2 separate regions of the Homo sapiens genome follow, and region 2 is linked to region 1. A link is an interaction called in ENCODE POLR2A ChIA-PET data of the cell type or tissue named here. Cell type or tissue: GM12878. All regions are shown on one strand. Each heading gives the region's core, and the rest is flanking DNA. Links, peaks and the distances in the headings are about the cores only.

What was found. Peaks named below come from ENCODE experiments on the same cell type or tissue, not always from the same donor. Only the 100,000 strongest peaks of a DNase experiment are listed, where the experiment ranks them.
Region 2: POLR2A ChIA-PET joins it to region 1 with 12 read pairs; 6 of 35 experiments call an interaction of 5 or more read pairs at or near these places.

What each region holds. Positions count from the first base shown.
Region 1 is chr19:40,651,369-40,654,278 of GRCh38, reverse strand. No RefSeq gene overlaps it. Among named protein-coding and RNA genes, the nearest start is that of NUMBL, 38 kb to the left of the region's middle. RefSeq lists an enhancer at 1,992-2,041. In GM12878, for the core only: no CTCF peak of the experiment used is centred there; a DNase peak (open chromatin) is centred at 1,742.
Region 2 is chr19:40,555,852-40,558,761 of GRCh38, reverse strand. It overlaps SPTBN4 (spectrin beta, non-erythrocytic 4), which reads right to left. Exons shown (of 36, transcript NM_020971.3): 25 at 2,474-2,678; 26 at 1,359-1,739. Among named protein-coding and RNA genes, the nearest start is that of SHKBP1, 20 kb to the left of the region's middle. In GM12878, for the core only: no CTCF peak of the experiment used is centred there; no DNase peak of the experiment used is centred there.

The DNA.
Region 1 (2,910 bases), core at 253-2,752:
TAATTGCTCTGCCAGTGTGTGCTTGTGGATGGCTGGATTTTAATATTGTCAGTTTTAGCCTAGGCAACACAGCAAGACTGTGTATACAAAAAAATCAATAAATTAGTTGGGTGTGGTGGTGCACACCTGTAGTCCCAACCACTCAGAAAGCTGAAGCGAGAGGATCACTTGAGGCCAGGAGTTCGAGGCTGCAGTGAGCTGTGATCATGCCACTGCACTCCACTCTGGGCAACAGGGTGAGACCCTGTCTCAAAAATCAATCAATAATAAAAAATTTGTTTAAATGGCCAGTTTTAAGTTCTAATATGGTAAATATCAATAGCTATAACCCACACAGGCCGGGCGCAGTGGCTCATGCCTGTAATCCCAGCACTTTGAAAGGCCGAGGCGGATGGATGACCTGAAGTCAGGAGTTGGAGACCAGCCTGGCCGACACGGTGAAACCCTGTCTCTAATAAAAATACAAAAAAATTAGCCAGGCGTGATGGCGCACACCTGTAGTCTCAGCTACTCGGGAGGCTGAGGTGGGAGGATTGCTTGAACCTGTGGGGCAGAGGTTGCAGTGAGCCAAGATCACACTATTGCACTCCAGCCTGGGCGACTAGAATGAAACTCCATCTCAAAAAAAAAAAAAAGTTATAACCCACACAAATAAAAGCTGTTTGGGGTCCTTGATACTATTAAGAATGTAAAAGAGTCCTAAGACCAAAAAGTTCCAGAACAGTTGCCTATAGCAACATTTCCCGAGTCACTGTGACAGTCCCTAAAGGATCCCACAGATCCCCAAACATTTCCCCAGGCCCAGGCCCTGGATGACAGTCACAGCCATGAGCTGCCGAGAGCTCTTTGGGATCAAGACCTTTCCTTCAGGTTCGTACTATGATGTCAAATTGGATTTTTCCCAGAACTTCCAGAATTGCTACTACTGCCCAAAACTGAGGACAAAAGTGGCCAACTACCCCAGAGCCTAAGTTCGAGGTCACTGCCATTATAACCAGCCACTTACCCAAATAAGTTACTGAGAGGACCCAAGGCTGTCCAGAAAAGGATAGAGAAGAGAAAGGAAGCATCATCCTGTTTGGGGGGAAAATGAGAGAGGAAAGTTCTCAAGAGAGGCTACACCTTTCCCTCCCCATGAACTTTGTGGGTTTTTTTGTGTATTTGTTTGTTTGAGACCGAGTCTCACTCTGTCGCTCAGGCTGGAGTGCAGTGGTGCGATCTCAGCTCACTGCAACCTCCACCTCCTGGGTTCAGGTGATTCTCCTGCCTCAGCCTCCTGAGTAGCTGGGACTACAGGCACATGCCACTATGCCCGGCTAATTTTTAAATTTTTGTATTTTTAGTAGAGACGGGGTTTCACCATGTTGGCCAGGCTGGTCTTGAACTCCTGACCTCAAGTGATCCACCTGCCTCGGCCTCCCAAAGTGCTGGGATTATAGGTGTGAGCCACCGTGCCTGGCCTGAAGGCTATGTTTTTAAATGAATGAAAATGAGAGAAATATTAAAGACTCTAGCAAAATTGTCATTAAGTTTCCCTGTAGCCTTTATCCAACAGGAAAAAGGAAATTAACAATACATTTATTTTTAAAAATAAAAATAATAGACAGGCCGGGCGTGGTGGCTCACTTCTGTGAGCCACCTTTGGGAGGCCGAGGTGGGTGGATCACTTGAGGTCAGGAGTTCAAGACCAGCCTGGCCAATATGGGGAAACCCCGTCCCTACTGAAAATACGAAAATTAGCCGGGTGTAGTGGTGCGTGCCTGTAATCCCAGCTACTCCGGAGGCTGAGGCACGAGAATGGCTTGAACTGGCAAGGTGAAGGTTTCAGTGAGCTGAGATCGCACCACTGCACTCCAGCCTAGGAGACAGAGCTAGACTCTGTCTCGAAATAATAATAATAATAAAGACACAGTCTTGGGGCCAGCTGTGGTGGCTCATGCCTGTAATCCCAGCACTTTGTGAGGCCAAGGTGGGTGGATCATTTGAGGTCAGGAGTTCAAGACCAGCCTGGCCAACATGGTGAAACCCTGTCTCTACTGAAAATTCAAAAATTAGCCAGGCAGTAGTGGTGTGCACCTGTAATCCCAGCTACGCAGGAGGCTGAGGCAGGAGAATCTCTTGAGCCTGGGAGGCAGAGGTTGCGGTGAGTGGAGATTGCGCCACTGCACTACAGTCTGGGCGACAGAGTGAGACCCTGTCTCGAAAACAATAAATAAATAAAAAAGACACAGTCTTGGATGCTGTGATTTTGGATCATAGTCTTGGAAAACAATAGATAGCAGGTAGAGAGCAGTCACTGCAGAACAAATGGAAACTGTCATGTTTTTGATCCCAAGGGATTGAGATTTCTCAATAAACTATTTCTGTTTAGAACAGGGAGTTGGAGCTGTGCCCAGGTGGATGTTATTGGGCACAGGCTGTATAGAGGTGGGTCTTAAATCAGTACCAGTAAAAGCCAGATGTAACTTCCAAAGATGGTGGCAACAATGTTTCCCAGCCCATATATTCCTCTAGAACTTTGATACCCCTTCCATTGGGAAGTGGAATTTGTGTAAGCTCCCCTTACATCTAGGCAGTTTGTGACTTGCTTGTAACCAAGACTATGTGGCAGAAGTAATGCTGCATGATTCCAAGGCTAGATCAGAAGAGATAAGGCCCCTTCCTTTCCTTCTTTCCTTCCTTCCTTCCTTCCTTCCCTCCTTCCCTCCCTCCTTCCCTCCTTTCTTTCTTTCTCTCTCTTTCTTTCTTTCCTTCCTTCTTTCTTTCTCTCTTTCTCTCTTTCTCTTTCTTTCTTTCATTTCGATGGAGTCTCACTCTGTCGCCCAGGCTGGAGTGCAGTGGCGTGATCTCGGCTCACTGCAACCTCCGCCTCCCAGGTTCAAGCGATTCTCCTGCCTCAGCCTCCTGAGT
Region 2 (2,910 bases), core at 282-2,781, 96 kb after region 1:
GTGGCGCGTGCATGTAATCCCAGCTATTTGGAAGGCTGAGGCAGGAGAATCGCTTAAGCCTGGGAGGCAGAGGGTGCAGTGAGCTGAGATCGCGCCACTGCACTCCAGCCTGGGTGACAGAGTGAGACCCTGTCTCAAAAATAAACAAACAAACAAACAAAAATTGCCCAACTTCTACCTTCCATTAGAACTGCAACCCAATTTCCTGCTGCCTGAGTTGTATTGGGCCTGCAGCTTCATTTCCATCTGACTGCTCAGATCCACATCCGAATTCTGGCCAGAACCTCTGCCTAATTTCTAATATCTCTGTTGCCTTTTTCATTAAATTCGCCCCCATCAAATTAATTTCAGAAAAGTCATATGATTTCCATCAGAGACCTGTTATCTAAGTTCTTTTTTTTTTTTGAGATGGAGTCTCACTCTGTCGCCCAGGCTGGAGTGCAGTGGCGCGATCTCGGCTCACTGCAACCTCCGCCTCCCGGGTTCAAGCGATTCTCCTGCCTCAGTCTCCTGTGTAGCTGGGATTACAGGTGCCCGCCACCATTCCTGCTAATTTTTGTATTTTTAGTAGAGACGGGGTTTCATCATGTTGGTCAGACTGGTCTTGAACTCCTGACCTCATGATCTGCCCGCCTCGACCTCCCAAAGTGTTGGGATTACAGGCGTGAGCCACCGCACCTGGCCTTGTCTGTCGTCTAATTTCTATCTACACCACAGCCAAATTCCTCTCAGACTTCTCAAAATTCCCTTTAGACCCTTGATCTGGATTTAGGCAAAACTCACAGTTTTAGGAGAACCACTGCCCAATATCTATTGGAAGCTTTTTTTTTTTTTTTTTTTTTTGAGACAGAGTATCACTCTTGTCACATAGGCTGGAGTGCAATGGCGAGATCTGGGCTCACTGCAACCTCCTCCTCCCGGGTTCAAGTGATTCTCCTGCCTCAGCCTCCCAAGTAGCTGGGATTACAGGTGCCCGCCACCAGACCTGGCTAATTTTCGTATTTTTAGTAGAGATGGGGTTTCACCACGTTGACCAGGCTGGTCTTAAACTCCTGACCTCAGATGATCCGCCTGCGTTGGCCTCCCAAAGGGAGCCACCACGCCCAGCCAGAAGCTGTTTAATATCTGTGAGACCTTCTAAGGTACCACTTTTCCCTGCCAATACCTGATTTCTATATATCATTCCATCAGTCCATTTTCTATCTGCTCCATTATCTAATTTCTTCCTGTTCTGTAGTCCGCTTTCTGTCTGTGCCACTGCCTAATTTCGACCTGCTCCACAGCCTGATTTTTGCCCACTCTGCTGCCCACAGCTGTCCAGGCCCTCCCACCTGCCCTGATGGCCACCGGCGCCCCACCTGGGACACGAGGAGCTGCAGGTCATGCTCAAAGGCTCTCAGGGTCCGCTGCATGGAACTGGCACTGGGTCTCGGCTCAGGCGGGGTGGTCAGGCGGGGCAGCCGCCTCCGCTTCTCCTCAATCTGTCCCTGAAGCTCTCGGGCGTCACTGAAGAACTTATGAAGCTCCCGAGAGGCGGCCAGCAGCTGGGCCCGTGTGCCCATGAGCTCCAGCAGCTCAGCCCAGGCCTCGTTCAGTCCGTCCTTCCACTCGGCCATGGTGGCCGCTGCTGTATGGCCACACTCGATCAGCTCATCCACCATCTGGTTCACAGCTGCCAGCCGTTCCCGCCCTGCCATACCTGTCTCGCTGGCAAACTCTGAGAATTTCTCCTGCAGCACCTGCCATCAGGAAGTGGGGGGGGGGGTACAGCAAAGTGAGCAAAGGGGCAGCATACACCAGCCCCCTCCAGCCTACAATGTTTTTTTTTCTTTTTGATACAGAGTCTTGCTCTGTCGCCCAGGTTGGCGTGCAGTGGTTCAATAGCCACTTACAGCAACCTTCACCTCCCCAGTTCAAGCAATTCTCCTGCCTCAGCCTCCCAAACAGCTAGGACTACAGGCATGTGCCACCACACCCAGCTGATTTTTTTGTGTTTTTAGTAGAGACGGGGTTTCACTATGTTGGCCAGGCTGGTCTCATACTCCTGACCTCAAGTGATCCACCTGCCTTGGCCTCCCAAAGTGTTGGGATTACAGGCATGAGCCACCACACCTGGCAGAGGCTACCATTTTGTGGCAGGTAAGAGTAATGATAATCATCATCATCATCATCATCATAAAAAATAATATCTAACACTTACTGAACACCTGGCAAGAATAGTAACAAAACAGTAACAATAAAAATAACAATAAGTAACAATAAAATAATAAGCTGATAATAATAACCAACACTGTGTGAGGCAGCATGTGTGCCAAGCAGGGTCCTCAGTGCTTTACGTTATATTAACTCATTTGTCTCACAGCAGAGCCATGAGGCGGGTGCTGTTATTATCCTCATACTACAGATGAGGAAACTAAGGCCCAGAGAACCTTAGTGGTAGCTCCTGGTATCACTTATTACTAATGATGCTCACCGAGACATGCTCAAAGTCCTGGCCGAGCTCGGGTGAGCCAGCCACCACCTCCTTCTCGGCAATCCAGTGCTCAAGCTCGCTCACCTGGCGGCTGAGCTGGTACAGCCAGTACTGCTGTTCCAGAGCCACCCGGCGCTCCTCACCCAGCTCCTTGAGCGCCACGTACAGGCGGTCCACCTGAGACTGCCGCCGGCTGATCTGCTCGCTGAAGGGGGACATGGAGGGGCAGGGATGGACCCCTGAGACTTCTGGGGCAGAGCGTGACCCCCCTAAACCCCCTCCCCAGGACAGGGCTGTGTTTCCTTGGAATCTTCAGACACGGCTGTGTCCCCAGGTAGAGCTCTGTTTTCTTTTCTTTTTTCTTTTTTTTTGGAGACAGGGTCTTGCTCTGTTGCTCAGGCTGGAGTGCAGTGGTGTGATCACAACTCACTGCAGCC